Regions from separate parts of the Homo sapiens genome. Here region 1 is linked to region 2. A link is an interaction called in ENCODE POLR2A ChIA-PET data of the cell type or tissue named here. Cell type or tissue: OCI-LY7. All regions are shown on one strand.

What was found. Peaks named below come from ENCODE experiments on the same cell type or tissue, not always from the same donor. Only the 100,000 strongest peaks of a DNase experiment are listed, where the experiment ranks them.
Region 1: POLR2A ChIA-PET joins it to region 2 with 6 read pairs; 11 of 35 experiments call an interaction of 5 or more read pairs at or near these places.

Annotation. Positions count from the first base shown.
Region 1 is chr19:11,107,776-11,110,275 of GRCh38, forward strand. The region is part of intron 6 of LDLR (low density lipoprotein receptor); the gene reads left to right. Among named protein-coding and RNA genes, the nearest start is that of MIR6886, 4.4 kb to the right of the region's middle. In OCI-LY7, no CTCF peak of the experiment used is centred here; no DNase peak of the experiment used is centred here.
Region 2 is chr19:10,967,715-10,970,214 of GRCh38, forward strand. All of the region lies in intron 1 of SMARCA4 (SWI/SNF related BAF chromatin remodeling complex subunit ATPase 4), which reads left to right. Among named protein-coding and RNA genes, the nearest start is that of SMARCA4, 7.9 kb to the left of the region's middle. In OCI-LY7, no CTCF peak of the experiment used is centred here; DNase peaks (open chromatin) are centred at 987, 2,117 and 2,287; H3K4me3 peaks cover 2,310 bases; H3K27ac peaks cover 2,500 bases.

The sequences.
Region 1 (2,500 bases), 140 kb after region 2:
CAAGCCCGGGTAATTTTTTGTATGTTTAGTAGAGATGGGGTTTCACTATGTTGGCCAGGCTGGTGTTGAACTCCTGACCTCATGATCCGCCCACCTCGGCCTCCCAAAGTGCTGGGATTACAGGCGTGACCCACCCCATGAAAAAAAATTAAAAAATGAAGCGATGCTGGGCGCGGTGGATCACGCCTGTAATCCCAGCACTTTGGGAAGCTGAGGCAGGCAGATCACGAGGGCAGGAGATTGAGACCATCCTGGCTAATACGGTGAAACCCCATCTCTACTAAAACTACAAAAAATTAGCCGGGTGTGGTGGCAGGCACCTGTGATCCCAGCTACTCAGGAGGCTGAGGCAGGAGAATCGCTTGAACCCAGGAGGTGGAGGTTGCAGTGAGCCGGGATCACACCATTGCACTCCAGCCTGGGTGACAGAGTGAGACTCTGTCTCAAAAAAAAAAAAAAAAAAAAAAGCGAATTCTGAAATACATGAATTCTTTTCCTTAGATGCCTGCTTCTGTCTTGAGGTTTGTTGTTGTTATTTCGAAACAGAGTCTTGCTCTGTCGCTCAGGCTGGAGTGCAGTGGCATGATCTTGGCTCACCACAACCTCCGGCTCCCAGGTTCAAGCGATTCTTCTGCCTCAGCCTCCTGAGTAGCTGGGATTACAGCTGAATGCCACCTTGCTGGGCTAATTTTTGTATTTTTAGTAGAGATGGGGTTTCACCATGTTGGCCAGGCTGGCCTCGAACTCCTGACCTCGAGTGATCTGCCCGCCTCCTGAAGTGCTGGGATTACAGGCGTGAGCCACCTCGTCCTGGTGAGGGTTTTTTTTTTTCCCCAACCCTCTGTGGTGGATACTGAAAGACCATATTAGGATAACTGTACAGTATAGAGAAGGCAGTGGCAAGTTTTCTCTGTCATATACCAGAGTGGGCTTGGGCATGGTGGCATACTCCTGTAGTCTCAGCTAATCAGGAGGCTGAGGAAGGAGGATCGCTTGGGCCCAGGAGTTGGAGACTGTAGTGAGCTGTGATCACACCACCACACTTCAATCTGGGCAACAGAGCAAGAGACCCTATCTCTAAAAAAAAGTAAGTATTTCGGACACTGTGGGCCATACGGTCTCTGGTGCAGTTTCTCAACATGGCTGTTGGGTGAACACAACCACGCACAGAACGCAAACCAATACACGTGGCTGTGGGCCCAGAAAATGTTATTTATGGACACAAAAATTGGAATTTCATATAACTGTTTTGTGTCATGAAAATGATTTCCCTTTTTATTTTTATTTTTCTTCTCAAGTATTTAAATATGTAAAAGCCATTTTTAGGCCTGGCAGGATGGTTCACAGCTGTAATCCCAGCACTTTGGGAGGTCGAGGCGGGAGGATCACGAGGTCAGGAGATCGAGACCATCCTGGCCAACACAGTGAAACCCCGTCTCTACTAAAAATACAAAAAATTAACCAGGCTTGGTGGCGCGCGTCTGTAGTCCCAGCTGCTCAGGAGGCTGAGGCAGGAGAATCGCTTGAATGCAGGAGGCGGAGGTTGTAGTGAGCCGAGGTTGCACCACTGCACTCCAGCCTGAGCGACAGAGTGAGAGTCCGCCTCAAACAAAAAAATGTTTGCCCATGCTGGTCTTGAACTCCTGGGCTCAAGCTATCTGCCTGCCTTGGTCTCCCAAAGTTCTGGGATTACAGGCATGAGCTACAGCGCCCGGACTTTTGTTGTTTTATATCTATATATCTATATATAACTTGTTTTATGTATATATATAACTTGTTTTATATATATACATAAACTGCAGTAAAAAACATGTAACATAAAATTTACCTTCTCAAACCTTATTAAGTGCACAGTTCTGTGCCATTAGCAAATTCACACTGTTGTACAACATCACAACCACCATCTCCAGAACTTTTTTTTTTTTTTTTATTCTTTTTGAGACAGAGTCTCACTCGTCGCACGGGCTGGAGTGCAGTGGTGCGATCTCGGTTCACTGCAACCTCCACCTACCAGGTTCAAGCAATTCTCCTGCCTCAGCCCCCTCAGTAGCTGGGATTACAGGTGCCCGTCCTACCACGCCCAGCTAATTTTTGTATTTTCAGTAGAGACTGACTGGGTTTCACCATGTTGGCCAGGCTGGTCTCGAACTCCTGACCTCAAGTGATCCTCCCACCTCAGCCTCCCAAAGTGCTGGGAATACAGGCATGAGCCACTGCGCCCGGCCCCAGAACTCTTTTATCTTCCCAAACTGAAGCTCTGTCCCCATGAAACACTCACTCTCCATCCCCTCCCCAACTCCTGGCACCCACCATTCTACTTTCTGTCCCTATGAATGTGATGGCTCTAGGGACCTCCTCTGAGTGGAATCAGACAGCATTTTCCTTTTTTGACTGGCTTATTTCACTGAGCCAAGTGCGGTGGCACACGCCTGTAATCCCAAAACTTTGGGAGACCGAGGCGGGCGCATCACCTGAGGTCAGGAGTTCGAGACCAGCCCGG
Region 2 (2,500 bases):
ACTCTTTTCTCCCAGGCTGGAGTGCAGCGGTGTGATCTCGGCTCACTGCAACCTCTGCCTTCCAGGTTCAAGCAATTCTCCTACCTCAGCCTCCTGAGTAGCTGGGATTACAGGCGTGCGCCACCATGCCCGGCTAATTTTGTATTTTTTTTTAATTTTTATTTATTTATTTATTTTTTTGAGACGGAGTCTTGCTTAGTTGCCCAGGCTGGAGTGCAATGGCACGATCTTGGCTCACTGCAATCTCCGCCTCCCGGGTTCATGCCATTCTCCTGCCTCAGCCTCCCGAGTAGCTGAGACTACAGGCGCCCACCACCATGCCCTGCGGGGGTTTCACCATGTTAGCCAGGATGGTCTTGATCTCCTGACCTCATGATCCGCCCGCCTCAGCCTCCCAAAGTGCTGGGATTACAGGCGTGAGCCACTGCGCCCGGCCAGTAATTTTGTATTTTTAGTAGAGACGGGGTTTCTCCGTGTTGGTCAGGCTGGTCTCAAACTTCTGACCTCAGGTGATCCGCCTGCCTTGGCCTTCCAAACTGCTGAGATTACAGGCATGAGCCACCACTCCTGGCCTCAAATGTTTTTTTAAGTCCCAGACTGGTTTCCAGAGCTTTGCTTTTGGGGACTCTGTTACCTCCCTAAAGGGGCATAGCTTCATTTATGTATGTGGACACTTGTCACTGTGAACCGTTTTGCTCTGTGTGCAGCCAGCTGTGAGTGTGATAGAGTAGCACGGGCCCCGTTTTTAATAGTGATCGACTTTAAAATGGTTCTTTGAGGAGGTGTTTTTTTTTTCTTTCCACTTTTTATTTTTTTAGAGACGGAGACTCGCTGTGTTACTTAGGCTGGTCTTTAACTCCTGGACTCAAGTGATCCTCCAGCCTCCACTTCCTGACTAGCTGTGATTACAGGCGTGATCCACTGTGCTAGCTCTTGGGAGTTTTTTAAGTTTTCTCTTTGCCACTGGCAAGTCACGCCCCAGTGGCTCAGGAAGCAGGTGGCTGATGTGACAGTTGCTGCTCACCTGTTCCAGTGGGAGACTTGAGGGGGAGGGTCTGCTGTGTGCGACCCATCTTGCTCCGAAAGTCCCAGTAAAGGGGCATAGTGGATGTCTCATTGTGCCCAGGGAGCTGAAACTGCCCCTGTGATGATCAAATGTGATTCTGGCACAGCCTGGACTGGCTGGGCACCTGAAGGCCTTGCCTGCCTCCTGGAGGCATCTCCTGGGTGCCTGTGGGAGTGGCTCTTTACTTGCCCTTCCTCTTGACTCTGCCCTTCCTCGACCTTCAAGGTTCTCATCCTATTCCTTTTGATCCTCGGCCTGAATCAGTTACTCAGGCCCTGGAGTCAAAGAGACTTGAGGCGGGATTCTGTTCTGCATGGCTTAACCTCTTTGAACTCAGAATTCCGTTTTCCTCTCAGAATCTCCCTGGCCTCCACCCTCTACCTCAAGAACCAGGGGCTGAACCCCGGCCCTGCCTGTCTTTGCCAAGCCTTGCTCTAGGGCTTGGTCAGCCTCGAGGAAGGGGGGCCTTGTTATGTTTATTTAAAAATTTATGTTTTAGGTTTTACTTTCTTAGAAGTGGAGGTCTTGATGTTATCTCCCAGGCTGGTCTTGAACCCCTTGGCTCAAAGGATCTGCCTACTTCAGCCTCCCAAAGTGCTGGGATTATGGGCGTGAGCCACCACGCCTGGCGCCTTTTTATATTTCTTTCTTTTTTTTTTCTTTTTTTGAGACAGAGTTTGTCTCTTGTTGCCCAGGCTGGAGTGCAATGGCGGGGTCTCGGCTCACTGAAACCTCCGCCTCCTGGGTTCAAGCGATTCTCCTGCCTCAGCCTCCCGAGTAGCTGGGATTACAGGCATGCACCACCACACCTGGCTAATTTTGTATTTTTAGTAGAGACGGGGTTTCTCCGTGTTGGTCAGGCTGGTCTCAAACTCCTGACCTCAGGTGATCCACCTGCCTCAGCCTCCCGAAGTGCTGGGATTACAGGCATGAGCCACTGCACCTGGCCCCCTTTTTATGTTTCTAACAGCACGTCCCAGCCGAGACCCTGGTGTTCACCCTTGCCTCATCTCTTGCCCTCACTTGCACATCCATTCCATCAGCATGTCCAGAGAAATTAAAGTCATTATCAGACCGTGCCACTCCCGTGCCTGGAACATTCTAGCAGCTCCCCACTGCACTGGATGCTCCTGGAACCCCTTTACTGTGGCCCTCAAGGCCTGTGACTTCTCCCCTATGCCCCACCTGTGGCCGCACCCACTTGCCCTCTGAGGTATGATATGGAATATATTTGGTCTTTGCGCCACATGTCATAGGAGTGATAGGTGTGTCTTTTAAAATTCATAATGAGCCCCTTTTGATCACAGCTGAGTTTATGCTTATGAGGTGATTTAGGATGGGGCTCCTAGATAGCCCAGGATGGGGCTGGTTACCAGAAAGACCAAGTGCTTAGAGGGTGGCATGTACGGAGGGGCCATTGAAGCTGTCTGTATT